Regions from separate parts of the Homo sapiens genome. Here regions 1 and 2 are each linked to region 3. A link is a loop called in an ENCODE intact Hi-C map of the cell type or tissue named here. Cell type or tissue: dorsolateral prefrontal cortex. All regions are shown on one strand. Links, peaks and the distances in the headings refer to the core of each region. The heading gives the core; the rest is flanking DNA.

Region 1 (8,208 bases), core at 209-8,208, 240 kb after region 3:
CTTCCTACTGATACCTCTGGCTAGGAACAGCCTGGTGTCTCCAGTGAGTTCCCACCCAGGATGATCTTATTCTTCCCACACATACCTGAGGGACACCAAGGGGGCTTGGGAACAAAAGGCCAGTGCCACCAGCAACCTTAAGCTCACTGCATCTACCCCTTGCAATGAAGCCAGAGAGACAGAAACTCAGTCACGCAGCCAGCCTGGTGTGGCCAGGCTTCCAGTGGGCTCTTCTGGAGCTGTTTGTTTCTCAGAGGTGCACTGCATGGCGAAGCTCACCTGGCCCTTCCCTGTCTCCTTCCAGGAAGCGCCTGGGCCACAGATTCCCAGGCCTTGAACCCCAAAAGCCTACAGCACCTGGTATTTCCTGGCGGTCTTCCATCCAAGTACTAACCAGGCCTGACCCTGCTTAGCTTCCGAGATCAGATGAGATTGGGCGCATTCAGGGTGGTATGGCCATAGACACATTGGGAAGAGATTCTGCTCAGGCTCTCCTGCCTCCAAAGCCTCCCAGCCTTCCCCTGTGCCCCTCTCTACTCTTCTTCCAGAAAACTCTTCCTTCTCAGTTTATGGGACTTCCTGGCCGCTTGCCACAGTTTGCTGTCTTCTCAGCTTCACTGCCTGCCCCACTTGCTTCCCCTTCTGCCCAGGAGCCTTTCGTCCCAGCAGGAACCTGCCCATATTGTTTGCCTCCCTGGCCCCTTTCCTTCCTGAGCAGAGCTCTGACTGGTATTCCTTCAAGCTATGTGGCATGGTGTCAGCAGCCCAGGGTCCTTGAGTCCCACTTAGGTCCATGCACCTCAAGCCCTCTAAGACAAGTTGCTGGTTTCTATTTGCACGCTTCTCTCATCTCCTTTCCATCCCACCCTAACTCCAATGTCAAGAGGCCTTGGTTCAGCCAGGCGAGGTGGCTCACCTGTAATCCCAGCACTTTGCGAGGCCAAGGCAGGAGGCTCTTTTGAGTCCAGGAGTTCAAGAACAGTCTGGGCAACAAAGTTGAGACCCCGCTTCTACAAATGCCTCTACCCCCACCAAAGACTAGCATGGAGGCAGGCCTGTGTTCCCAGCCATACTGGAGGCTGAGGAAGGAGGACCGCTTGACCCCAGGAGGTTGAGGCTACAGTGAGCCGTGTTTGCATCACTGCACTCCAGCCTGGGCAACAGAGTGAGACCCTGTCAAAAAAAAAGGCCTTGGCACCAGCTCTGCCTTCAGCTAGCAAGGCATGTCACCTTTCTGGGCCTGTTTCCATTACCCAGTCTCTGCTTGAGCGGCTTCTGGGATGGGGAGTACACTTCTGTGCCAGCCAGCCAGTTTGCTATGGGGCATCCCCTCCTCCTTGTAACCTTCACTCCCTGTCACGTGCCCAGTTATTCCCTGGAGCCAAACAAAATTGCTACCACAGTGTACTCTCCAGCCCAAAGAAGTTTTAACCCAGGAACATGGGAAGTAAATGAATTTCATGATCCAGTGGAGACTCAGAGACACACACACACACACACACACACACACACTCACACTCTATTAGTGTCCTGGCCCTCTGGGTGTCCCAGAGACTAATGCTATAAAGACTCTGTAAATACTTACCAGACACTTACTATAGGCAAAGTGCATCACGATCATATTTTATTTCCTCATACAACTCTACTCTTATCACCCCCACATTACAGATAAGAGAGGTCACTCAGTGAGCCTTGGCAGTCTTGCTCTGGAGCCTGTACCCTAACCACTGTGCTCCACTCCCCCTGAGCTCCTGCAGCCTGCCCTGCCCTGCCCCAGCAGGTGGGGTCAGGTCTTTGACTCCTGTCTTTCCCCCACCAGCCCTTCTGTGACGGCTCCCACTTCTTCCAACGCACTGGCCTATCTCCACTCAAGTTCAAGGCCCAAGAGACCCGCATGGTGGCACTCTGTACCTGCAAGGCCACTCAGAGGCCCCCGTACTGCGATGGCACCCACAGGAGTGAGCGCGTGCAGAAGGCAGAAGTGGGCTCCCCACTCTGAGGGGGCTGCTGCTGTCCAGCCACAGGTGGCCTTGGCTCCAGGCCTCTGACAGGCACCCCCTTCTGTGGGAAAGGAAACAGGTGCTGAGCCCAAGAGACTCTGGTACCCACTGCTGGCTCATGAAGGAAGAATTATTCCTTATAACCTAAAAGTCTCCAGTCTGGGGCAGGCGGGAGTGGGCCCTGGTTCAATGTTTGCTGATGGGGAAGATGGCAAAAACAAGCCTGCCCAACCAGACTGGTAGTCCTGCAGTCACTGCTATGAGGCCCACGTGCTGCCTCCTGCTCCAGATTTTAACCTCTCTGTGGGCTGGGGGCACCTGACCAGCCACAGGAGAGGGCAGTTCAGATTCATTCTGTATGGGGTCCCCAAGCCAGGCTAAACCCAGAGATGAGAGGCACCCTTCCCTTCTTCCCTCCACCCCAAAGAACTACAGGCTCCAGAAAGTATGCAGCATTTATTACAAAGCCAAGAGATACAGATGTCCCAGGGCAAAGGAGGGTACAGTCACAGGACCTCAGACACAGGACAAGGTGCAAACACAGACAAGCCCATCAGGGGGCTCCCAACCCCACACACCTACGCTATGATGGAATCTCGAGTCTCGACTCCCGACTCCTCTCAGATCTATGCACACTTGAGGAAATCTCGGTGGGCAGCGACCTGCCAGGGTCTGTCCCTAAGGAGGTGGTCCGCTGACCTCTCAAGGGGTGGGGGTGGGGTCAGAGCTTACAGGTTTCTGTCTTCTTGTGCTTTTAGATGCAGTTGCTCTGTCCTGACCAGGTGACCGGGCCTCAGCTGGGGGTGGAGGGGCAATTGGAAGGCTGTTTGCCTCTGGCAAAGTCTGGGATCTGTGCTTGTGTGAGGTTAACCCACCCCCACTTCCACTCTAGGCCCCAGGTGAGACTCCACCACCAGTCCTGCTAGTGAGGGTTCCCCGGTGAGGGTAAGGTTGGTGGGGGTGCAGCGCTTCACAATGCTAAAGCCTTAGCCCTCCTCCAAGAGCTGAGACCTCTCAGGGCCTGAATCTTCTTTTCCACAAGATAAATGATGCAAAGGCCACACACACAGGAAAAAAAAAAAAAGAGGCAGAACTATCTATTCTTTGCACAAAGTTTCCACTGCAAGAGGAGGAGGTGATGCAGGTGCCACCTCCACCCTGCACTTGCTCCTCAGAACCAGGGATAAACTGCATTTGTAAAAGGCACTGTTCTTAGCAATTTCTGGACATTCAACAACGTGGGGGGCGGCCACTGGTCAGAGGCAGGACAGCAGCCAAGATGGGGAGAGAAACGGGGAGAGAAAGAAACGATTCTAACTGACTCCTATATGCAGCCAGTTGGAATCATGCCTAAAGCTTTGGGTCTGAAGGGGCCCCCAACACACCACCTGCCTTGGGAAACAGCGAGGATGGTGCAGAGCTTTATTGAGACTCCAGTGGCCCATCCAGTTCATCTCCAGGCACCCCCAAAAACAGCAAATTACACAAGACCCCCCCCAAAAAAAATGAACACCATTTTCCACACATACACACACACATAAAGTTTGTTTCCTGTGGCATTTAAATTAATCTGGTTGGTCCATAGAAAATAAGTATGTATATTTGGTTTTTCCTATGTACATATATATATATATTTATTTATAAAACCCGCCCCCCACCCCCAAGGTGGGAAGAGCTGGGGAAAGTAGAAGAGGTGGAAAAAAGGGCCCAGAAAAAGTGGAAGGAGTGGAGAGGCTTGGCTGGAAGAAGGGAGAGGGTCCCTGGCCTCAAGTTAAGGGGGGCACGGGAGCGCCGTTGACAGTCATCTTGCGCCCCCTGCTGGTGGAGGATGGTGTCTGCAGGCAGTTCAAGCTACCCCCGTTGGCAGCTGTGGTGGCCCCACTGGCTGTCGAAGGGGGAGTGGGGGAGGTAGGGTGGGTGGCTGGAGGCCCATGGGAACTGGGAGAGCCATGGGATGGGGTGGCTGGGCTGGGCAGGGAGGAGGAGGTGGCTGGCAGGGTGGCAGGGCTGGGAGCCTTGTCGCTGACTGACTCACACTCGGACGCCCCGCTGGTGTTGGTGCCCTCGGAGGGGGTGGGCACCGTGGCTAGGGTGAGCCGCTTGCAGGCTGGCTGGACACGGTACTTGAGGGGGAGAGGCCCGTTCTGCGGGGAGAGTGGGGAGGAGAGACACAGGGAAGGGGAAGGTATCAGGAGACAGAGTCCAACTAAAGGGCCACCATCTCCACCCCACAGTGTCCAAACTCGAAAAAAGGGATGGGATGGGGCCTTGGAGAGGAGAGAGACAAGGATACAGGGTGCATGAAGACCCAGAGAGGGAAAAGGTCTAAGAGCAGAGACTCCGTCAGAGAGGAGACGGGAGAGAGGGAGGCAAACACACGGCAGCTGCCAGCACCTATTTCTGCCCCCAAATCTGGGGACACCGTCTGCCCAGGGAGCCTTGTCTCCTGAGCGGAAAGTCATCCGCAAGAGATGGCCCAGAGGCTGACCTGCTGTAGCAAGCCACCCTGGACATGCAGCTCATGGGATAAGGGACAGACTGTCTCTGATTACAGAAGGGTGGCCCATGTGGCCACAGACCTATGCCAGACCCTGTGGGAGTCTGCTCCCTGCCCGCCCCACTCGCTGGCTCACCCGCCGCCAGGGGTAGATGTAGGCGATGTCCATGAGGGTGTAGTATTCCTTCAGTGGCTCGTCCTCGTACAGAACCTCCACCTGGGGGAGGGAAGCGGAGGACACCATGACCCTGGCCAGCTCGGGGCTCCAGGCTGGGAATGTGGGGGACTGGGAGGCGGGGCAATGGGAAGGGTGGATTTACAGATGGTCCCTTATTTCTCTGGGATTTCACTGTGGATTTGACTTCCCTGTCAGAGTTGTTCCAACATAACTCCTGACCACCAGGCAGGAAGGGTTCCAGAGAAGTTTCCCCTATTGTTAGCAGCCTCTGGTCCCACCATGCACACAGCTGTCTGGGTCTCCTATCTCTGGCAGGTCGCCCAGAGGAGCTGAAAAGGCTCAGGGGGATCTCCTGGAACTCTGGCTCTCACCCCCAGCTGCAAAATGGAATCACCCAGGGAGCTTTAAAAAACACCAATGTGGCCGGGTGCGGTGGCTCATGCCTGTAATCCCAGCACTTTGGGAGGCCAAGGCGGGCGGATCACAAGGTCAGGAGATCGAGACCATCCTGGCTAACGTGGTGAAACCCCGTCTCTACTAAAAATACAAAAAATTAGCTGGGCGTGGTGGCGGGTGTCTGTAGTCCCAGCTACTCGGGAGGCTGAGGCAGGAGAATGGCGTGAACCCGGGAGGCGGAGCTTGCAGTGAGCGGAGATAGTGCCCCTGAACTCCAGCCTGGGCGACAGAGCGAGACTCCGTCTCAAAAAAAACAAAACAAAACAAAAAACAAACACCAATGCCTAGGCCAAGTGCGGTGGCTCAAGCCTATAATCCCAGAGCTTTGGGAGGCCGAGAATTCAAGACCAGCCAAACCAACATGGAGAAACCCCGTCTCTACTAAAAAAACAGAATTAGCCGGGTGTGGTGCCACATGCCTGTATCCCAGCTACTCGGGAGGCTAAGGTGGGAGAATCGCTTGAGCCCGGGGGGTCAGCAGAGGTTGCGGTGAGCCAAGATCCTGCCATTGCACTCCAGCCTGGGCAACAAGAGCAAGACTCTGTCTCAAAAAACAAACAAACAAACAAAAAACCAAAAACCCACCAATGCCTGGCTAGGTGCGGTGGCTCACACCTGTAATCCCAGAGCTTTGGGAGGCTGAAGCGGGTGGGTCACTTGAGGCCAGGAGTTGGAGACCAGCCTGGCCAACATGGTGAAACCCTGTCTATACTGAAAGTACAAAAATTAGCCACGTGTGGTGGCATGTACCTGTAGTCCCAGCTACTTGGGAGGCTGAGGCACAAGAATCACTTTAAACCAGGAGGTGGAGATTGCAGTGAGCCAAGATGATGCCACTGCACTCCAGCCTGCGTGACAAAGGGGAAACAAAAAAAGCAAAAACAAAAAATCAATGCCTGCATCTTACCCCCAGAAATTCTGACTTAACTGGTAAGATGTGAGTTAACTCATGAGATTTAACAGGCAACAGTTTAGGATCCACTGTCCTAGAGTGTGATCCATGGACCTTCAGTACCTAGGAGCTTGTTAGAAATATGGAATCTGGCCGGGTGCCGTGGCTCATGCCTGTAATCCCAGCACTTTGGGAGGCCAAGGTGGGGTGGATCACGAGGTCAGGAGTTTAAGACCAGCCTGGCCAACATGGTGAAACCCTGTCTCTACTAAAACTACAAAAATTAGCCAGGTGTGGTGGCAGGCGCCTGTAATCCCAGCTACTCGGGAGGCTGAGGCAGGAGAATCGCTTGAATCCGGTAGGCGGAGGTTGCAGTGAGCCGAGATCGCTCCACTGCACTCTAGCCTGGTGACAGAGCAAGACTCCATCTCAAAAAAAAAAAAAAAAAAGGAAATATGGAATCTACTAAATAAATCAGAATCTGCATTTTAACAAGATCTCCAGGGGACACATATACATTCAAGCTTGAAAAGCTATGTCCTGGAGCTCCGTTGGAATTTCAGACTAGCCTTCCCACAGCCAACCAGCCTGAGGAGGCCCTGCGTTTTTTGCACTCACCTCTGCCACAGTTCCGAGTGTGCAACATGCACACATACACACCGTCTTGGTCCCATGCACCACTGCACACTGACTTCAACACCCCTAGACTGCCCCCAATCTTGGTTTCAACCACCCTTCTGTTAACGCATGGGCTCAGTTAACCGCGCAAGCCCTGGGTGACACCTAGCCAGCTCTGACCAATGGCTGGGCTGCACAGACTGTCTGACACACCCATACACAGACACTCATTTTTTGAAAGGCCCAGGGACCCACCTTGTACTTGCTGGGCACATCCATCTTGTTGCGGAGAAACTTGGCAAGATGCATGACGGTCATGGCTGCTGGGCATCGCAGGAAGCGCACCCCTGTCTGCTGGGGCACAGGCACCCATGGTAGGGGATCCACCCCAGGCCACTCCCTCCCAGCCCACATTCCAGTCCTGGGCAGGCCCCAGCACTCACTTTCTCTTTGTCCCCATCCCCATTCTCCAGGGGGCCCTTCTTCTCGTCCCGGTCCCTGGGGACGGAGAAAGAATGAAGCTAGGAAGACCCAGGAAGAACCAGGAGACCCAGGAGGATGATCCCTCAATGGACACATCCAGAGAGGGTCCTGGGTGGGAGAAGGGGTTACCCAGACTAGGAACCCAGAAGGGGCCAGCCTGGGCCAGACTTGCCTGGCACCTTCGTAGAATTCGATGGAGAGGCTGACAATCTCATCATCACTCAGAGCCCCCTTCTCCTGCTCCAAGACCTCGCCGCGGTCCTCATTGGAGCCGTTGGGGACTGCAGAAGGAAAGAGCTCTCGGGTTGGCGGAGGATGTAGGAAGGGAGCCCGCCAAGGACCCAGAGATCATGAACTCAGCCAGGTGAGCCCAGCCACCTTCTGGAGAGGTGTGCGCGGAGGAGGTCAGAGGGTGAGGGGTAGCGCTACACACCTACATGGTCCCAGGCAAGACTGTGCACACACAAACAGACGCGAGCACACTCACCCTCCGTCAGGGGGTACGCTGCATAGAAATCCCGCCGCCGTTTCATCTCATCTGGAAGAAGGCAGCAGGATGAGGACAGGGCCATGGGTTGGGAAATGGGGTCAGTGGAGGAGGAATGGAGTGCAGATACCTTTAAAAAGCCCAGGGACCAATTTGTAGACAATGTCTTGAAGTGTTTTGTCAGACCTGGGGAAAAATGGACAGGGCTTATCAGCAATGCCTTCTCCAGAGCGCTCCGACCTCGCCCTGCTCTCCCAGCCAGGGTACCCCTCTTCCCACCCCCTTCCTGAGACCGGTGCCCAGGCATTAGGATCCCTGTGGGTCTGGTCTTTGCCCCTCTAGTATGCCTCACCCTGTGATGAGCCAAATGTAACCCCAAGGTCGGGGAGTAGCCCAGGTCCACACCCCATGCTTCTCCTACACCTGCCGCCTTGGCTGAAGGAAGCACGGAGCGTGGGAGGGATGGGGGAGGCTGACCCAGAGGATCGCGGGGACAGGAGGTGCCGTGCCAAGCCCACCTGATGCTCAGCAGCGGCCGGGTTTTATGGACCTGCACGTCACACATGGGGCAGTATTTGTTGGTCTCCAGGTAGCGCA
Region 2 (10,308 bases), core at 1,137-9,136, 92 kb after region 3:
GGTTGTGTCCATTAGGGGCACAGAGCCTGCGAGGACCCAGCACCTCCCACCGAACCAAGGGAAGAAGGGCTCCCATGGGCATGAGAGCCGCAGCTCACCAGGGCCTGACCACCTGCCTCATGGCTGCATGCTTCCTTCCCTACACCCCATCAGGTGGGTGTTATCATGGTCCCCATTTCAGAAATGGCTACTGAGACTCAGAGAAGTCCACTGACAAGCCTAAAGCAACACTGAATGGAAGAGGCCTGATTTGATCTCAATATTTATTACGTTTGTGCCACCACACTCTCCACGATGACTGTTTCTTGAGTGAACATTGACAGCACCACATGGCATGTGTGGACTTCCTCACTGACCTGCTGCTATCCCCAACCATGGCCCTGGGTCTTGGGTGGTCCCTCTCACCATGGTCACCATCCTCTGTTGTGCTCCCCAAAATAAGGTCCAAATACATGAGAGATGACTTTGGGAAGAACATTATTTTATGTCTTCTCTTCCTTCCTCTTTTTTTCTTTTTCTGGGGGGACAGGGTCTTGCTCTGGCACTCAGCTTGGAGTATAATGGTGTGATCATAGCTCACTGCAGCCTCAAGCTCCTGGGCTCAAGAGTTCCTCCCACTTCAGCCTCCCAAGTAGCTGGAATTACAGGTGCCTGCCACCACACCCAGTGAATTTCTTCCTTTTTTTAGAGATGGGGTCTTGCTATGTTGCCCAGGCTGGTCTCAACCTCCTAGGCTCAAGTGATTCTCCCACTTTGGCCTCCCAAAGTGCTGAGATTAAAAGTGTGAGCCGCGGACCAGGCACGATGACTCATACCTGTAATCCCAGCACTTTGGGAGGCCGAGGCAGGTGGATCACGAGGTCAGGAGTTCGAGACCAGCCTGACCAACATAGTGAAACCCCATCTCTACTAAAAATACAAAAAATTAGCCGGGAGTGATAGTGGGCACCTGTAATCTCAGCTCCTTGGGAGGCTGAGGCAGGAGAAATGCTTGAACCCGGGAGGCAGAGGTTGCAGTGAACGGAGATTACGCCACTGCACTCCAGCCTGGGAGACAGTGTGAAACTCTGTCTCAAAAAAAAAAAAAGAAAAAAGAAAAAAGAAAAAAAAAAGTGTGAGCCACCACACCCAGGTCTTTTTTTTTTTTTTTAAATACCTTTATTTTCATAAGGATTAGAAAAAGCCCCAATTAGAAGGTCAAACCAGTGATTTCATGGATATAGTTCCTTGGGATGGTAGTGAAATAAAGTTTCCTTTTAAGTAAATTTAAAGTTCAAAGTGAGCTAACAAAAACGTATATTGCATTAGTACAGTACAAAAGGTTTCCTGATATGATGGTAATTCGTGAAATAGACCCTGACTGAGTGAGACTGGGAACACTGGGGCCATCTTCCTGAGGGCCCAGTCCCTGTCTTTGAGGTACTTGTGGCAACCCACAGTGGCCAGAAGTGTGGCTAAAGGAGAGTGGCCTGAATAATGCCTCCATGAGAAGGCTGGGGGTTCCCTGGGCGCTGGAGAAATAGCTCCAACCAAAGTCAGAGGGTTGCCTCCCATAACCCCTGACCTTCCTCCTCCTCCACTCACCCTCACCACCAGCCAGAGGTCTGCAGCCCATTGGGTACAAGTGAGAAGGAGGGGACCCTCTGAGGCCAAGAGCCTTTCCTTTGCCCAGGCCTTGTGGATTCTGCCGTGGCCTTGCTGCTGGAATCCAGCTCCACAGTTCAGGCCTAGTCCTGCCTGAGCCAGAAGGACCCCTGCCCCTTATGCCAGAGATCCAGGCTCCTCTGCCCTCCTAGGGCTCAGGACAACATTGGGACAGGTCTCCAATTATCATCTCCCAGCTGCTTCCTTCCTGGAGCCAAAAGAGCTCCTCATCCCCTCTCTTACCCCCTCCTCATGCCAGCACCTCCTTCCCTACCTCCTGGGGGATCTCAGTGTGTCTGGGGTGGAGCAAACAGTGTACCAGCCTGAGATGAGTGGTGACTGTGGAGTGGGAGGGTCCCCAGGTCACCCAGTTCTCCCAGGCAGATTATGGCAGGGAGAGGTCCCAGCTCCCAGCTGCTGGAGCAGGCAGAGGGTAGGGCATGGAGCTCACAACTGCACTATATGACTGCAGTCCCACAAATCTCACAGTTGGCAGTGGGGAGGGGCTGCTGAGCAGCCTGCACAGACAGGGAAGCAGGGACTACCCCTCACTGCCTCCTCCAGGCCGTCGCTCAGCCCTCAGGTGCTCTGGCATTGGGGCTATTGGGGTGAGGCGGGCAGGAGCTAGATACTAAGGGGTGGCAGAGAGAGGGGAGGGGGCAGGAGAGATGATCTGCTCTCTCTGAGGGGCGGTGGCAAGGAGGAGCTTTGATGTGAAAAGCTTTAGAATCTGTTTAAGAACCTTTGAGATCCTTGGCTTTTATATAACAAAAAAGTAAGCTGAGGCTCGGGGAGAAGGGAACGCCTGGGTAGCCTAGCTGTCCTGGCTTCCTACTTTGTACAGATTTAACTTCTTTCTGCAGGGCCCCAGCTGAGCTGGGAGGATGAACCTGGGCTTCTGGTTGAGGGTGGGGGAGCATCCTGTCCTTAGGAGAGGGAAGCCAGTGACCAGCCTCCTGGGGGGGCTCTGAAGATTCAGGCATGATTTTAACTCCTTCAGCAGGCCAGGCACTTGAAATCAGAACACTGGGAGAGAAAAACCCAGGCCAGAGACACCCTGGGTGTCTTAGCAACTTTTCTGAGACCCCAGGCTAGCCATTTATTTATTTTTTGAGACAAGGTCTCACTCTGTTGCCCAGGCTGGAGTGCAGTGGCGCGATTATGGCTCAGTGCAGCCTCAACCTGGGCTCAAGCTAGCCTCCAGCCTCAGTCTCTTGAGTAGCTGGGACCACAGGCACGTGCCACCATGCCCAGCTTATTTTGGTGGTCTGTTTTGTTTTGTAGAGATGGGGTTTTGCCATGTGGCCCAGGCTGGTCTCCACCTCCTGAGCTCAAGCGATCCACCCACCTCAGCCTCCCAAAGTGCTAGGATTACAGGCATGAGCCACCACACACACCCAGCCTCATTAATTTACTTACTCATTCAGTCAACAAATATCTTCCCTCTCTGAGCCTAAGAACCTAATTTGTAAAATGGGGATGTTAACGTCTAAACTCTGCCTTTGGGCACTAAGTGAGAGGCTGGCAAGACAATGGTAGAGAAAGTAGGTTGTTTTCTTTTTTTCATTTTCTGTTTTTTTTTTTTTTTTTTTTTTGAGACAGAGTTTCACTCTATGGCCCAGGCTGGAGTGCAATGGTGCGATCTCGGCTCACTGCAACCTCTGCCACCCGGGCTCAAGCAATTCTCCTGCTTCAGCCTTCTGAGTAGCTGGGATTACAGGAGCCCACAACCATGCCCAGCTAATTTTTGTATTTTTAGTAGAGACGGAGTTTCACCATGTTGGCCAGGCTGGTCTCCAACGCCTGACCTCAGGTGATCCGCCCGCCTCGGCCTCCCAAAGTGCTGGGATTACAGGCGTGAGCCACCGCGCCAGGCCAAAGTAGGTTGCTTTCAATGAAAGACATTCCTGAGCAGCGATGGGCTTGTAGCAGCCTGACCTCCCTGTTACCCCTACGCCTGTTCCAGCCATCAGCAAGTCCTCGGAGTGGCCCTGACCCCCCTCGGACCTGAGCAGCCCAGGGAAAAGACACAGGGATCGATTCCAATCTAGCAAGCGGATCCAGGCACCTGCCAGCCCTGCACAGATCAATGCGTCCTGTTCCAGGCAGGGAGGGCATGAGAGACCCGGGCTGGGGTCTTAAGCATGGCTGGGTTCTGCTGGGAGAGGGATAGGGGCATTGCGATAGAGAGAGACGGAGGCAGGGAACTCTGGGGGAAGGGAAGCAAAGCTAGGATACCCTGGTGGAGGGGCGTTGGGCCTGAAGGTTCCCCCCAACCCAGGGATGGGGTTGGGGAAACCAGAGACATAAGGGAGGGGGCTCAGGGCTTCTCTTTTCTCCAAGGAACCTCAGTGTGCAAGGCTGACTATATTTTTTGAGTCCGAGATTCAAGCCACAGGGAAGATGCCAAGAACTGGCGAAATCCAGAATCCGAATGAGGGGAAGGGCAGGGTGAGGAAGGCGGGTTCTGCCACCCTCAGCTCAGCCTGCCCCGCCTGGGAAACGCGGAAGGTGAAAGTGGCCTGAGGCTGGGGTGGCCGGGAAGTGGCGGGCGCCCCCCAGTGGCCGGCTAGGAGGACGGCACAGGTGCTTGGGAAGAGTGACGTTGTCATTTGTCCGAACAATTCCAAATTCTACGTTTATTTATCAGCCTCATTTATTTTTATCCTCCACCACATTCTTTTACATGAGATCACTGTAACTGATTATGAGAATTAAGATCCCAACATCTTAGTGACACCATCTCATAAGCCACCAAGCCGGTCCCCAACTGGCATCTTTACCCCGGATGTAACCCTCTACTCTGTCCTCTGGCTGCCCCTGGGCAACATTCACACATGATGTCATCTGCAAAGGAGGAGAACGGGGAGAGGAGAGGAGAGGGAGGGAGAAGGAAGGAGAGAGGCAAATGGACAAAGTAGAGGAAGAACGAAGCCACCAGCTCAGGAAAGGGAGAAGAGAACTCTCTGGGGCCCCTGATGTGAGTCCTCCCCAGCCCCAAACTCAAGATCTGGAAATCAGGTCCCTGTAACCCTCTCTGTGGAGATAAGGAGGCTGGACAAAACCCCTCCCTTGGGGACCTGAGAGGCTGTCACATGTGTGCCCCGACCCACTGCCTGGGCAGGGGTAGGAGCTGGGTTATAGCCCTGGCAGGAAGCGAGGGCAGGAGGCACTCAGGGTGAAGACACCAACTCACAAGCCCACAGGACATGGGGCTAGGCAGGGCAGCAGGAGAGGAGCATGGAGACAGCTGGAAGGGTGGAGGACCTGCCTGCCTTAGGCCACACCCACACACACACACAAACACACAGCATGAGGCTCCCCCAGTCCCTCCTCTGCAGCCAATGCTACAGGAGCCCAAGTCAGCCAGGAGGAGCCCCGAGGCACTGCCACCTTCGATTGTGCATGATGACTCCATCCTGCTGGGTGCCTGCTGCAGTCGGGAAGCACACGGTGTGCTTGGAGGTTGGAGGCCAGAGGACAAAGGTCAACCGGGACCAGATATGTATCAAACTAGGCAGAGGCTCTGGGAACCCGAATTAGGAGAGGGGATCCTTTGCTTCCCCTGCTAGTGAAGGAATCGGCCTCCCTGTCCCTGGGTGCCCCTGGCTCTGCCTTCCTTGTGTGCCCATACTCCTCAGTTTCTGCTGGCTGGCTGTGGGTCCTTGGATCAGAAGCCCATCTGTGTCTGTTTTCTAAAACCATCTTTTCCGCCCCATACCACAGCAACCAAAGTCATTTTCCGGGCAATTGCCTTTCTGTAAACATTCCTGTGTAATATCCCCCCAAATTGCTAATACCCAGCGCCCTGTTGAGTCTCCCTGTCACTCCAACTAAAGCCTCGGAGATGAGGGCGTGTGATGGGGGAAGGGCGATGGGGGGAAGGAGGCAGCTGGACTGAGGATTGGAGACAGGGGGCTCCTGCCTAGCTCCTGGCACAGAGCGGGGGCCAGAAACTCTGCACCTCCCCACGGTGATCCCCACTCCCTGCCAGCCCAGCCCCACCCCCTGAATGTCAGGCTCCACTTCAGGAGAGTCTGCCTGGACTAGGAGGGAAGACAGAGAGGAAGTGGGAAGGGAGCCCACTGGACAGAAGGCCTGAGACAGGGCCTGGGAGGAGAAGGAGCTGAGTTGAAGGCATGGAGGAGATGGCTAGAAAATAAAGACTCCTGGTGACTAGGGCAGGGCACTAGGGACATGGGGCAAGGCCAGGCAAGTTGTCTTCAAGGAATGCCAGCTCCCCTCCCCACCAAGGGTGACAAGGAGGACAGAGAAGAGGGTCGAGGCCAGGGAGGATCGAGGCCATCCCCCCAGCGTGGGCCCTGCCCACTCCCTGGGCACTGTAGTGGATGGGGGCGGGGGGAGATGGACAAGGCAAGAGGTGTCAGGTGGTTCTTGGCAGGTGATACACCTGTTGTCCCCTCCTCCACCTCCCAGCCCTGATCTATAAAGCCACCATGGAGAAGGGTCTGGAGCAGGCTGATTCTCCTCATCATACAGCAAGGGAAACTGAGGCTCAGGGAGGTCGAGTGATCTAATCTGAGTCACCACATGGACTCCCTTCCCCAGGGGTGGGGGTAAGAAGGGGGACTAGGACTGTGGCCTATGACCCTGTGGTCTCTTCCATCCCCCTGCCCAGGGAATACTGCCACCCCCTTCCCAAGCTCCACAGAAGCTGGGCATCCAATGGGATGGGGGATGATGGAGCCCTGGAGGGAGCTGGGAGCAGAGGTGATGCAAAGGGCAGCTAGGGAGGGTGCAGGGCACTGCCAGTCACAGCTTTGTGTAGGCAGAAAAACACAAACCAATTTGTGCAGATTTAAAACCCACTGAAGGCCACTTAGTTGGTAAACGAGTCAGAATCTAATTAAAGGACCTCTTCGAGGCTGGGGGAAGGCACTGACACCTGCCTAGGAGGAGCGGTGAGGCTGGGGGCCTGGGCCCTGGCTGCTACTGGTGGAGCTGCTGGGGCTTTCCATGGGGAGAGCAGATTTGAGGGGGTCAAGCTCCCTGCGGGTGGGCACCCGGGGAGGGGGGCGGGCATCAGATGCTTCCCCAGCCCAGCTCTTCCTCCTCGCCCATCCCAGGCTGACTGTGTCCACTTGCACAGACCTGGGCACTCCCAGGGCAGGACCCTCACCTCCTCCCTCAGACTGGGGCCTCCCTTATGGCAGAAGGGCCATTCCACCCAGAAGGGCAGAATTGGGTGGGGTGAGGAGGCCCACCCACCACATCAGGAGTGGGGTGGGGTCCTGGGGACTCTCAAAGATCCCAGGCTTGGCCTCGGTGCCACCTCCACCAACTGCACTGGCTCTGCATGGCTATTGAGTCCTTGCTTCCTTCTGCTTGCAGCTGTCTCTCCCCCAGGGCCCCAGGCCACACAGCACAGCAGCTCTCAGACTCTGGTGGTGAGGTGGGGCCTCCCCTCAGCTCTCAGCTCTCGGGAAGAGGTGGCCCCCTCCTTACCCGTCCTGTGTCGGGAAACCACAGTGCTCTCTCTCCAGCCAGATGCCTTTCCTAGGCAGGAAACCAACACCCAGAGTACAAGCCTGACCCAATCTGCAGGAGCTGAAGGCAGAGCCCAAAGTGGAACCCAGGGGTCCTGGCCCTCAGGGACAAGGATTTTTCCATTCCACGATGCCACTTCCCAGAAAGCAGCTGCCTGGGGAGCCCCTCTCTAGGCCACGGGCCCCAGGAGGACACAGACTAACAACCTCCTTAGGAAGGATCAGCAGCAAGGCAGAAACACCGCAGCAGCCCGGCCGACAGGGAGAAAAGCTGGGGTCCATGGCCCAGTGATGCCCCCAGCCCAGGGGGATGCTCACCACACAGAAATCAGGGTCCCCGCAGGGCATCCGAACTGCACATTCAGACAAGACTCCCCATCCTTGCAAAATGTGCAAATCAGCCCCGTGCCCAGAATTCCAGATATACAACCCTCTTTCTTCCCCCTGCCCCTCCTCTTTCACACACAGCAGGCAAATCTGTGACATTACCAAAAACCACTGCATCCACTGACTAGTTATGTGACCTTGAGTAGGTCAGGGGATGCTCAGAGCTTCAGTCCTCTCATTTGCTTTAACAAAAAAAAAAAAAAGGAAGAAGAAGAAGAAGCAGAAGCTAATAACAGGCAACAGGCAACAGGCAACAGGCATGCAGACTGCAGAGCCTGGGTGAGCAGAGTCAGTTTCTTCTGATCTACCCCGGAGCCCGATTTCCTTCCACCCACTGTCAGAGTTGTATCAGACCCAGGACTGTGGGGTTGTGATTTTTGGCTTCTAATGAAGATCTGGCTAATTGGCTTCCCTGGGAAGGAAGGGGGCAGAGATATGGAGGGCAGCATGTCACCCCCAGTCTGAAGCTGGAGCTGGAAATGCTGAGAACAGCCCTGGCATGTGCCCACGCGGCACTATGTTAACCAGCTAACTCCTGTGTGGCAGCTCCACTGCTCACGCGCCCAGGGAAGGTGTCCTGTCAGCTCCACATCTCCTTGGAGAGGCAGCCGAGGGGAACACAGGCCGAGCGGGAGGGGAGGAGGGAACACTGGAGGGTGGGAAGGGAGGAAGGCCGGTGCCTGTCCTCAGCTCTGCCATCACTCTGAGGAGGCTGCCAGGGCGTCTTCTCCCCAGGGGGCACTCCAGCCTGAGTGCTGCGCCCCTCTGTGTGTGAAAGGGATCTTTCCTCCCTCCCTGCAGCTGCCTCAGGCTGAAAGCGTGCCCAGGGGGAAGCATATTGTTTCCAGGGGAAGAGACTCCAATCTGTTGGAAGTGAGTGGTGGAAGCCCCACCCACCATCCTGCCTCCCCACAGGGAAGCATTTTCAACACCAAGTACTCATCAACGGGCTCATCAATATTGGGCAGGAGACCCAGCCTTGCCAAGATGCCCTTGATATCCTCCTCAGAGACACCACCTTTCATGGGGACAGGCTCTCCCTAGGAGGCCTTGTCCCAGCCCTATGACCTAGTAGCACTCAGACAGCTCCCTCGGCCGCTAGAACCAGCAGGATTCCTCCGGGTTCCCAGCACACACTCAGTCGCCCAGGCACACACATCTGCTCACTCATGCTTCTACGTCAAACCTGTGCACCTCGGCATGCGCCTGGCTGCCCAGTACTTGCTCACTGACATGGGCCCAGTCACAGCCTGCCTCACCAGCACTCTCCACCTGACCTCAGGTGATCCACCTGCCTCGGCCTCCCAAAGTGCTGGGCTTACAGGCGTGAGCCACCGTGCCCAGCCATGATAACCACTCTTGAACACCCACACGTATTCATGACAGTCTACATGCAGGGGTCTACATACCTGGGCCCACCAGGGTGCCCCACTCTGCCACCTTAGATGCCACGCAGACAGGGAGAATGTCATGCCAGTCCACGCAGCTCATGCAGGGCATCTGGGGCTCGCTAAAGCGCCAGGTGGATGCATCTCCAGCTTGGGGTGAAAGACAGTGGGGACTTGCCCATCCTGAGTCCCTCATGGAGGCGACATCTTCAGCTCCTTTTCCACTTTGCCAGGTTCGGGGCTCCCTTGCTGAGGTGTTTACACAATGTCTTAAAATACAGGAGTCAGCCCAGTAACCTCAAGGCCACCTACTCTGACCAATGCTTAGCCAATGGGGCGATGTTCATGAGTGAGACCCTCCTCTGGGACCTGGTTGCCTCCAGCCCTCATTCCACCTCTGTAGGTGCTCAGCGCCTCCACCAGGGCGAGGGGGCCGGAGAGCCTCTGCCCAGCTTCCAGCTCTGCTGATGGGGAAGGACAGGGCTGCTGGGACCCAAGGCTTAGCTCTCACCTCATGGGTTAATTTCTCTGCCACCCTGCAAGCTAGCTAAGAACAAACAGCCGAATCTGCAGCCCATGATTCTCTCTCCCTAGGGACACCCTGTTAGTATCCCGAGAGACTCTGGAGGATGGGGCGAGGGCAGCCCGGAGTTCACAGTTTGGAAAAGGCAGGAGACTTGGCAAGTCGGCTTGGCCTCTGGGTCAGGCAGTCTTTGGAAGCCAGGGCCTGGTCAGATAGCAGGGGCATCTTGTGGAAGTTCTCTTTGTTGTCTAACCTGAGCTCTCCCATCAGAGCAGCATCTGGGAATGTGGAGCACAGGCTTCAAGGCAAGGAAAAATAAACTGTCTCCCCTTCTGCGAAAGACACAAAGACTCCCACCCTCCCTTCTCCAATCCACACATCCATCTTGAGTGACGAGGGTTAAACCCAGCATCGGGCTTTCTGGAAGCTGTGGGAAATATGGACCAGCCATGAAATGATAACCACTCTTTTTCTTGAGACAGTCCTGCTCTGTCGCCCAGGCTGGAGTGCAGTGGCACAATCTCAGTTCACTGCAAACCCCTCCTCCCGGGTTCAAGCAATTCTCCTGCCTCAGCCTCCCGAGTAGCTGGGACTACAGGCCCGTGCCACCACACCTGGCTAATTTTTGTATTCTTAATAGAGACAAGGTTTTGCTGTGTTGGCCAGGCTGGTCTCAAACTCCTGACCTCAGGTGATCTGCCCGCCTTGGCCTCCCTAAGTGCTGGGATTACAGGCATGAGCCACTGCACCCAGCCATGATAACCACCCTTGAACACCCACACATATTCATGATGATCTCAAAGGGCTCGTGCAGCCATCATTCTCTTCATTCTCACAGTCACCTTGTGAGGTTGCAAAC
Region 3 (10,308 bases), core at 1,347-9,346:
GCAGAGGTTGCAGTGAGCCAAGATCGCACCACTGCACTTCAGCCTGGGTGACAGAGCAAGACTCCATCTCAAAATAAATAAATAAATAAATAATACAATAAAATAAAAATAAAAATACTATTATTTGACACAGAATCTTGCTCTGTTGCCCAGACTGGAATGCAGTGGCGCAATCATGGCTCACTGCAGCCTCAACCTCCTGGGCTCAAGTGATCCTCCCATCTCAGCCTCCTGAGTAGTTGGGACTACAGGTTTGTGCCACCACACCCAGCTAATTAAAAAAAAATTTTTTTTGGTAGAGGCAGGGTCTCACTACATTGCTCAGACTGGTCTTCAACTCCTGGTCTAAAGTGATCATCGCGCCTCGGCCTTTCAAAGTGCTGGGATTTTAGGCTTGAGCCACCTCACCCAGACAGCATTAAATATTATTAACATTTTAAACTTTTGCTAATCAGATAAGGGAAATGGTATCTCATTATTGTTTTTATTTTCATTGCCCTCATTACTAGGGAGATTAAATCTTTTTTCATTAGCATATTGGCTGTTTCTATTTTCTCTGTAATTGCTCGATCAGACCATGTGCCCATTTTTCTGTTGCGTTGTTTATCTTTTTCTTATGTTGATTTGCGGGAGAAAAGCTCTTTGTGTTTTACAGCTATTAACCCTTTGTTAGTTTTTGCAAATATTTGCTTTGGCCTGCCATTTGCCTTTCACTTTGCAGTATAGAAACTGAAAACAAATTTTTTGTTGTTGTTGTTTTGTTTTGTTTTTTGAGACAGAGTTTCACTCTTGTCGCCCAAGCTGGAGTGCAATGGTGTGATCTTGGCTCACTGCAACCTCTGCCTCCTGGGTTCAAGCGATTCTCCTGCCTCAGTCTCCCGAACAGCTGGGATTACAGGTGCCCACCATCATGCCCAGCTAATTTTTGTATTTTTGGTAGAGACGGGGTTTCACCACGTTGGCCAGGCTGGTCTTGAACTCCTGACCTCAGGTGATTCACCCTCCTTGGCCTCCCAAAGTGCTGGGATTACAGGCGTGAGCCACCGCGCCCTGCCTAACAATTTTTAATTTTATTTTTATTTAATTTTATTTATTTTCTTGAGACTGAGTCTCACCCTGTCATCCAGGCTGGAGTGCAGTGTTACGATCTCGGCTCACTGCAACCTCCGCCTCCCGGGTTCAAGCCATTCTCCTGTCTCAGCCTCCCAAGTAGCTGGGATTACAGGCGCCTACCACCATGCCCAGTTAATTTTTATATTTTTAGTAAAGATGAGGTTTTGCCACATTGGCCAGGCTGGTCTTGAACTCCTGATCTCAAGTGATCAGCTGATGCGCCTCAGCCTTCCAAAGTGCTGGGATTACAGATGTGAGCCACTGTGCCTGGCCGAAAACAATTGTTTAAAATGTGACCAAAGCTGTTCATCTTTTCTTCATGGATTCTGCATCTCATGTTTAGGATGGCCTTAGGATTATAAAAATATTTTCTTACTTTTTCCCCAGTGCTTTTATAATTTTCACAGTTGGCTCTGCCGTGTGATTGCATTTGTGTATTGTGAGCTAGAAATGATCCCCCCGCCCCCGATGGTAGCCATTTGTCCCGGGGACATCTGTTGAGGCCCCCATCCTTCCCCCCGATTGGAAGTGCTGCCTTTATCATATAATAAATATCCATATGGCCCGCTTCCCCCCTTTCTAGCCTTAACATTGCTCTGCCTTTTCTGCCGTGCCAGCCGGCTTCAGTTGTGCCATCCATTCGGGATGTTTCAGTCCCTGGTAGGGCAGATCCTCCCGCGTTACTCTTTCTTTAAAAACTATTCCTGGCTGTCTTTGTGCGTTAGCTCATCCAGATGAATTTCAGAATAGGCTTATCATGTTCCATTTTTTAAAGGTCCCCATGGACTTGTTCTGAAGGGAGTTGGGGTAATCCTTGGTGGAGGCTGTCTGAAGCCCCTCCTCCTCTCCAGGTGCCCTTCTCTTCTGACCTGCTGAACCTTGGTGTCCATGTCCTGGAGACGGGGGCAGGGACCCCTTTTCTGGGATCAGCATGCAGCTCAGATGGTATTGCCTCCCAAATGAACACAGCTGGGCTACCCCAGGTCAGGTGCACACCCGAGTGTAGCTGTGGTGAGTGCAGCTGTGGTGAGTGCAGCTGTGGTGGGTGTGTTCACATACACAAGAGGCTGTCGCCCACGCTGGAGCCCCCGAACTGGAGGAGTTCAAAACACAGCCCTCCCAGCAGGGCCCTTGGCCGGGAGAACAGGGGAAGGCGCTGCCCCCACCTCTCTAAAGAGTCTCCGCTGTGTTCTAGACAAATACAACGACTTCATCGAGGCCAACCGCATTGAGGACGCGCGGGAGCGAATGAGGACGCTGCGGAAGCTGGTAAGGAGAGAGAGGTGCTGTCAGACACGAGGTGGGGCAGCTGCCTGAGCACCTCTGTCCCAGGAGGCAGGGAGTCCGGTGCTGCCCACGACCCCTGTGGCCTTGGAGAAGCCCCGCTCCACTCAGGGCCTCAGTTTCCCCGTCCATACAAGAGAACGGGGGGTTAGAGGATAGGTTCCAGACTCCCTGAGGCATGGTAGTGGGAGATCTTTGGGGCATGGTGATGACGGGGGACAGGGGCAGGCCCTTACAGCCTGTCCCCATGCCCCTCCTCTCTCCTGCTCAGATCCGGGATCTCCCAGGACACTACTATGAAACGCTCAAATTCCTTGTGGGCCATCTCAAGACCATCGCTGACCACTCTGAGAAAAACAAGGTGGGTAGGAGTCCCGCATGGAGTCTGGGGGAGGCAAGCACGGACTTACTGTGTGAGGGCCCTCAGCACGCACTGAGCTCCAGCAGGTCCAGTAACTCAGGCCCCTCTAGGCACGCCCTCCTCCTATGACTGCTCCGTCCCCACCCCGCTCCTACATGCTGGTCAGTGCTTTCCCCCAGAGAGCCATCTCCTGAGTTTCTGAGGGCTTTCCAGAGGCAGGGAACCCCGGCCCCCCGTATCCGATGCATTGCCATCCTCCGACTTAGCTCAAGTCCCTCGCATTGCATTTTCCTCATCAAACCCCTTATGCCTTCTGGTTCTGCAGTGGGGAAAATGAGGGGAGTGATAGGATTTTTTGTGTTTTGTTTGTTTGTTTGTTTGTTTTGAGACGAAGTCTCACTCTGCCGCTCAGGCTGCAGTGCCTTGGCACGATCTCGGCTTACTGCAACCTTCGCCTCCCGGGTTCAAGCGATGCTCCTGCCTCAGCCTCCCGAGTAGCTGGGATTACAGGCACCTGGAAGTGATCGGATTATTTCCCAGGCCTAAAATAACCCCTGGGACCTCCAACATGTTTCCTACTGCAGGGTCTCCCACTGCTGGCACTGACCACTCAGGGCTGCCTTGTATAGGTGTGCAGGTTGGGCACTGCTCATGGCTGCTGGGCCTGGGGATGAAAGGGGCTGAAATCTGGTCTGTGCTCTACTCATCAAGCATCTCCATGCCCATACAAGGGGGTGTCCACCCTCTAAGCTGGGGACTGGTGAGGATGTAGTTGGGGACAGAGGCCTCAGGTGCCAGAGTGAGGGAGGACTGAGGTCAGGATGTTGACAGTGACCTGCTTTCCCTGCTGCCCAGATGGAACCCCGGAACCTGGCCCTGGTCTTTGGGCCGACACTGGTGAGGACGTCTGAGGACAACATGACAGACATGGTGACCCACATGCCTGACCGCTACAAGATCGTGGAGACACTGATCCAGCACGTAAGCCCCTGTTCCGGGGGGCGCCCGGCAGCCCCTGGGGCCCAGGCCATGTTCCTCTGAGCCCCTCGCTCTTGCTCCGCCTGGCGGAGTGTGCCCCAGGAAGGGCTCGGCAGCTTTAGAGCATGCTGCTAGGGTGGTATATACTCCTCCAAAGCCATGGGCTGCATTTCAAGGCAAGGCAGGAATGGATCCTGGAATCCCTGCTGCCCTGGGATGTTGTGTCCCCAGCAGGAGAGTCAAGAGGCCCCCGAGCTTCCGAGATGCCTGGGAAAGGTAGAAGAGGAGGAAGGGCAGGGAAGGTGCTACTGGTGGAGGGCGGAAGGGGCAGCTTCAGAAGTTGGCCCCTGGAGAGGTGTCCTGGCAGACACGAGCAGACGGGGGCCAAGGTCTGGCCTGATATCAGGAGGCCCCGGCTCTAGTGACTTTCCCTGCTGGCCCCACTGAGGTTTTGGGGAGATAGTGGTGATGTTCCTGGTAACAAGGGGTGGATGGGGCAGGGCACAGGGCCTTGGCCTGAGGCAGGATCCTGCACCAGTGCTTGGCATGTACTGGGCTGGCCACCTCCCTTCTCATGGCTTCCTGGATGCCAACAGCCCTGGTCCTGTAGGTTCTTGTTACTGTGCATGGGCGGAGGAGAACCCAGAGTGGCCAGCAGAGGGCGCAGAAGGCCTTGGTTTTCGAGAGCCCAACCCTAAGGCAGCACTGCCGCCTTCTGGTGTGCACACGGATATCATTATGAATCGTAGATTTTCCATTTCCAATTCTTGTTACAGCCCACAAAGGATGAGAACAGAGCCCCTCCTGCCAGGGGAAATAAGACTGGCAGCTGGTCAGAGGAAGGGAAGCCTCAGTCCCAAGCCCCCTAGACACTTTAGGGAAGGAAAGCTGGGCCCTATCACCCCCATTTTACAGAGGAGGAAACAGGCTCAGAGAGGCAAAGCAACTTGCTCATGGTCACACAGCTAATAAGTGGCAGCCCAAGATTTCAAGCCAGATCTGACTAACCAAAGCCTGTGCTTTCCTCCTGCTATCAACCCAAAGGCCAGACTCCTGGGTCCCTCCTTGAGCTGGCTTGGGACGGAGGGAGGGGGCCAGGGTAAGGAGGCGAGGTGGTGAGCAGCTGAGCCATGTTAACAGCCTTGCTTGCCCATCTCCCTCCTTCACTGCATGCTCAGGGCTCCGAGCCACAGGAGGGAAGATCACAGCCTGCTGCATCCGGACACTGGGAACACCACTCCAGAGCTGTCTGGGAGGCCAGGGCTGCCCTGCAGCGTCGGGGATCCTGATGAGGCCTTGGGAAAGCTTAGCTCTCCAGGGCACCAGGGAGCCCCGGAACCTCCCGTGAGGGTGTGTTTTGGGGGCAGCAGCAGGGAAGAATGGGTGTCTGGCCCTGTGCTCCTGGAGAAGTCCCTGGAAGCCCAAGGTCTGAGGTCAGCTGAGGTGTCAGGAACTGCAGCCTTCAGGGAGGAAGGAGGCCAAAGCCCCAAGGGGGAGTCCCTGCTCTGGGCAGGGTGGAGAAGGTGGAGTTTGTCTCATTTAGCACTGACACTACTGGCACACAGTGGCTACTCAGTGTTTGTGGAGTATAAATGACTGAGTAAATTGCTAATTGAGGTTACGTCAGGCTGGGTTTTCTTTCTCTTTCTCTCTCTCTCTTTTCGCTTTTTTTTTGTTTTTTTGTTTTTTTTTTGATAGAGTCTCAGTCTGTCGCCCACACTGGAGTGCAGTGGGCAGATACGGCCCACTTCCAGGCTCAGGCGATCCTGCCATCTCAGCCTCCTGAGTAGCTGGGACTAGAGATGCCACCACCACACCACCTGGCTAATTTTTGTATTCTTTTGTAGAGATGAGGTCTTACTATGTTGCCAGGGCTAGTCTTGAACTCCTGGACTCAAGCGATCCTCCCATCTCGGCCTCCCAAAGTGCTGGGATTACAGGTGTGAGCCATCACGCCCAGCCAGGCTGGGCTTTTCTACTCAGAGATTCATTCCCGAGAGCTAACTGAGCTAGTGTCCTTCCCTTCTCTGCCTCCTTGGCATCTGAACGTAACCAGCCCTGGATGATTGTCGAGGGAATGAGCCACCCACTCTGCAAGCCCTGAAAGCCTGCCCACCCAAGCGTGCCAGCTCTGTCTAGCCTGGAGGCTCCATAGCCAGGGCAGTGCTGCTGTCACTTGGGGTACCCAGACCAGTCTTCAGGTCGGAAAGAGCGTGGCAACTGAGGGGTAAAGAGGAACAGCGACTTGCCCAGGGCCACGCAGCAAGATAATGGCAGAGCAGAGAGGAGAGCAAACCTGGGTGTCTGATCTTGCAGCGGGCAAGTTGCCAGGAGCCCCTACCTATGTTTACGAAGTCAAATGGAACCCAAACAAAGATCACCCAGGGCATTTGCTCAGGGACTCACTCAGCAAAGGCAGCGATACCTAATGTTTCTCAGCCTCAGCACTAGTGAGCGCTGGGGTCCAGATAAGTCTTTCTTGTGGGAGGCTGTTCTGTGTGTTACAGGACATTTAGCAGCATCGCTGGCTTCTACCTGCTGGATGCTGGGAATATCACTCTAGTTGTCACAATCGAAAATGTCTCCAGACATTGCCAAGTGCCCACTGGGGTGGGGGGATTGACGGCAGTGGCTCTGGGGCCAGCCTGCTCCTATGTGCTGTGTGGCCTTGGACAAGTTCCTTACCTGCTGTGCCTCAGTCTCCACACCTGTAAAGCAGAGATGACAATACTGTTTACCTCACATCGTTGTGAATGTCTGCTAAAGCACTCGCGGCGGTGCCTGGCAGGTCCTAAGTGTCGTGTGAGAACGGACTGTCATCCTCTTCGTCGTGGTCATTATTCCACGCCAGAGACAGATCCCCGTGCTGGGAACACGGAGGTGAATGGGAGCCTGCTCAGAAGGAATATTGCCAGCGGGTGTGGTGGTGCGTGTCTGTGGTCTCAACTACTTGGGGGGCTGAGGTGGGAGGCTGCAGTGAGCCGAGATTGCGAAACTGCACTCCAGCCTGGGTGACAGAGTGAGACCCTGACACACACACACACACACAAAAATCCATTAAAAAAATGATGCTTCTCATTCATTTATTCTTTTAATAATGTTTATCAAAGTAAGAGCTGCGTCTCTTTGTGCTCTGGGCTATGCCCAAGGAAGCCCCACAGAAGGACCCACCCCGGCCCTGGGTGCAGGGCTGGGGTCGTAGTCATGGAGTTCTTGAACTGCCTTAGAGGACCATGATGAGAACTTAGCCAGGCAGAGCAGGGAGAAAGGGCATCCCAGGCGGAAAGAACAGCACGTGCAGAAACAGGGTGGCAGGAACTAGTGTGGATTCCTCTTGAGAGCCGTGGCCACCCGGGCGCTTCCTGTAGACGCTGTGGCTTGCAGAGTACTTCTGGGCACCTTCCAACCTGCATTAACGGCTGGCTTCTTTGGGCCGATCCTCAGGCTTCCCCTGGTCAGCCTGTCTCTGGAAGCCACACTTTTGAATAGCAGTAGCTGACATCTATTATACATTAACAATGTGCTGCACTCGACGTTTTCCATACAGTATTTCATCTCAATCCTCCTCAGGCCTAGAAGGAGGTACTCACATCATGCCCATTTTAGAGATAAGTAAATAGACTTACAGAGGGAAAGTAACTTGGCTAAGGTGAACTTGAACCAAGATGACTGACTCCAGAGCTTCCATTTTTCTTTTTCTTTTTTTTTTTTTTTTTTTTTGAGACAGAGTCTCACTCTGTCGCCCAGGCTGGAGTGCAACGGCGCGGTCTCCACTCACTGCAGCCTCCAGCTCCTGGGCTCAAGTGATCCTCCCACCTCAGCACCCCCAAGTAGCTGGGATTATGGGTGCATGCCACCATGCCGGGCTAATTTTTGTATTTTTAGTAGAGCTGGGGTTTCACCCTGTTGGCCAGGCTGGTCTTGAACTCCTGACCTCAGCTGATGCACCTGCCTCAGCCTCCCAAAGTGCTGGGACTATAGGTGTGAGCCACTGTGCCCGGCCAGAGCTTGCATTTTTCTTATCTTCCTTTGCTGTCTTCTCTTCTATCTCTTTCTTCTTTCCCTTCTGGCCTTCCTGTGCTGTTTGAGTTAATCACATGTCAGATCATGAGCGATAATAACTGAGGCTCATGGCGTATGCTCAGGCAAGTCCCCTTGTTTCCCCTCTTCATTCCCCTAGGTGCCCACTCTTAATAGGCTAATATGTGTCCTTCCAGGACACCTTCCACTTATTGTAAATGCATGGCTACCCTTAAATATATATAATATTCTTTGTGTGTTTTAAGTCTACATAATGAGATTATAAATTGCCTGTTCCTCTTCTTTCATAGGTGTTGAGGGGGGTAAAGGGTAATTGCCTTAATTTTTATTCATTTATTTTTTTTGAGATGGAGTTTCACTCTTGTTGTCCAGGCTGGAGTACAGTGGTGCGACCTCAGCTCACTGCAACCTCTGCCTCCCGGGTTCAAGCAATTCCCCCACCTCACCCTCCTGAGTAGCTGGGATTACAGGTGCGCACAACCATGCCCAGCTAATTTTTATATTTTTAGTAGAGATGGGGTTTCACCATATTGGCCAGGTTGGTCTCAAACTCCTGACCTCAGGTGATCCGCCCGCCTCAGCCTCCCAAAGTGCTGGGATTACAGATGTGAGTCACTGCACCGGGCCTGTCACTATCAATTTCTAATGCTTATCAGTTTCTGTGTCTTCCTTCCACCACATCTAAAAGCCAAAAGTGGTAGGGTGCAGTGGCTCATGCTTGTAATCCCAAAATCTACAATTTTTTTTTTTTTAATTAGCTGTGCAAGGTGGCACATGCCTGTAGTCCCAGCTATTCAGGAGGCTGAGGTGGGAGAATCTCTTGAGCCCAGGAGTTCAAGGGTACAGTGAGCTAGGATCAGGCCACAGCATTCCAACCTGGATAACAGCGAGAGACCCTATCTCAAAAATAAATACATAAATACAATAAAAGCCAAAAGTGCCTTAGTTATTTCTTGGAGCTTGCCGAAGGTCATCTCTTTACTTGCTCAAGTATTCAGTTAAGAGAGTCTTTGTGTAGTAAATTTTCTGATGTCTCAGGATAGCTTTATTTCAAGGCCAGGTGTGGTGGCTCCAGAGAGCAGGAGGTTCACTTAAGGGGTGATTAAAACAATCTGTGGTATGCCTGTAATCCCAGCACTTTGGGAGGTGGAGGTGGGCGGATCACTTGAGGTCAGGAGTTGAGACCAGTCTGGCCAACATGACGAAACCCCATCTCTACTAAAAATACAAAAATTATCCAGGCGTGATGGCGTGCACCTGTAATCCCAGCTACTTGGGAGGCTGAAGCCAGAGAATCACTTGAACACAGGAGGCAGAGGTTGCAGTGAGCCAAGATTGCACCACTGCACTCCAGCCTGGGTGACAGAGTGAGATTCTGTTGGAAAAAAAAAAAAAAGAATAGCTTTATTTTACACTCAGATTTAAATGAGAGTTTAGCAGGGTATAAAATTCTAGGTTCCTTCAACACGTCAAAACTTACTTTCTTGTCTTCTTGTGTTTTGCTGCTGAAAGTTCCAAGTACCTGTGATACGTGTTCATTTATAAGCAATCTGGATTTTTTTTTTCAGAAAACTTAGAATTTTATCTTCAAGATTCTCAAATTTTACAAAATATATTAAACTGTGGGGGTCTTTATTTTCTCTCTTGTTTGGCCTTTATGAGAAAGCTCTCGCCTCCTGCCCCTCAGGAAACCTCCAACGCCTTTCTCCTGTCATTTCCTTTTCTGGGCTGAGTACGTGACACCCCTGTTGTCAGTGTGGCACCCATGGGTGGCAGGTGGCGTGGGGCACACTCGGCTGTCACAGCCATGGACCTGGCCAACACTAACGGCACTGGTGCCTCCCTGCCCCCCGGCTCGCTGTGGGGAGTATACCACAGGGGTGTGCCCAGGACAGTGTTTAGAGAAAAGCAAGTAAAAGCGAAGCTCTCCCTAAGCCTATCTCCTGTCTGAGGTGAATGCTCCCACTCCCTGCCGTGTCTCCTCCCACACTGGGGTCCCACCTTTTCTCTCCCCCAGGGTTTTTCATAGTCTGTGGAGTCAGGTTTTAGGGTCCGTCAAGCTCCCTCTGAGCCCTCTTTTGCAGCCCCGCCAGCCTGGGGTTTGTTGAGAGAGAGGCGCCCCTTGCCGCCTGAGCGGGTCCTCTGGAATGAGCAGGTGGAAGAGACTCTTCTTTCCCATGCTGATTTCATCCCTTCCTTTTGTCTTCTCTGCAGTCAGACTGGTTCTTCAGTGACGAAGAGGACAAGGGAGAGAGAGTAAGTGATGCCGCGGGCTGGGCTGGCATGGGGGCTGGTCTGGGGTGAGCCCCAGTCCTTGGGGGTGGGGCAGGCAGCGGGACTTAAGCCGGGGAAGGTGTCTGTCCTTGAGGCTTCCCTCAAGTCTGGTGGAGGAAACACAGACCCTCTCCTCAGGAGCCCCTAGTCTGATAGAGAAGCACAAAGCTTGCCTTCAGGAATCCCCAGTCGAAATGGGGGAGATATAGGCCTTGCTCAGAGGGAACCCAGTTCAGGAGTAAAGGCAGCTCCTGCCC

What was found. A loop is a pair of places that touch in the nucleus more often than their neighbours do. Peaks named below come from ENCODE experiments on the same cell type or tissue, not always from the same donor. Only the 100,000 strongest peaks of a DNase experiment are listed, where the experiment ranks them.
Region 1: it touches region 3 in a loop (3-fold over the local background); 4 of 110 quality-filtered maps call a loop at or near these places.
Region 2: it touches region 3 in a loop (3-fold over the local background); 26 of 110 quality-filtered maps call a loop at or near these places.

The regions. Positions count from the first base shown.
Region 1 is chr17:38,731,457-38,739,664 of GRCh38, forward strand. It overlaps CISD3 (CDGSH iron sulfur domain 3), which reads left to right. Exons shown (of 4, transcript NM_001136498.2): 4 at 1,820-4,149. The coding sequence ends at 1,999. PCGF2 (polycomb group ring finger 2) reads right to left here. Exons shown (of 11, transcript NM_007144.3): 4 at 8,130-8,208; 5 at 7,742-7,797; 6 at 7,612-7,662; 7 at 7,297-7,405; 8 at 7,085-7,139; 9 at 6,897-6,992; 10 at 4,634-4,714; 11 at 2,442-4,144. The coding sequence ends at 3,767. It also overlaps the pseudogene RNA5SP440. Among named protein-coding and RNA genes, the nearest start is that of CISD3, 5.2 kb to the left of the region's middle. RefSeq lists enhancers at 1-218, 3,467-3,994. In dorsolateral prefrontal cortex, for the core only: CTCF peaks have their summits at 3,798 (motif pointing left) and 3,998; a DNase peak (open chromatin) is centred at 3,825; H3K4me3 peaks cover 172 bases; H3K27ac peaks cover 1,430 bases.
Region 2 is chr17:38,580,332-38,590,639 of GRCh38, forward strand. The region is part of intron 1 of SRCIN1 (SRC kinase signaling inhibitor 1); the gene reads right to left. Among named protein-coding and RNA genes, the nearest start is that of SRCIN1, 20 kb to the right of the region's middle. In dorsolateral prefrontal cortex, for the core only: CTCF peaks have their summits at 4,209 (motif pointing left) and 4,411; DNase peaks (open chromatin) are centred at 4,170 and 8,073; H3K4me3 peaks cover 1,319 bases; H3K27ac peaks cover 4,176 bases.
Region 3 is chr17:38,487,794-38,498,101 of GRCh38, forward strand. It overlaps ARHGAP23 (Rho GTPase activating protein 23), which reads left to right. Exons shown (of 24, transcript NM_001199417.2): 18 at 2,309-2,382; 19 at 2,669-2,758; 20 at 3,614-3,739; 21 at 9,992-10,033. Among named protein-coding and RNA genes, the nearest start is that of ARHGAP23, 64 kb to the left of the region's middle. RefSeq lists enhancers at 5,454-5,955, 5,956-6,455. In dorsolateral prefrontal cortex, for the core only: CTCF peaks have their summits at 4,374 (motif pointing right) and 4,585; a DNase peak (open chromatin) is centred at 4,408; H3K27ac peaks cover 3,005 bases.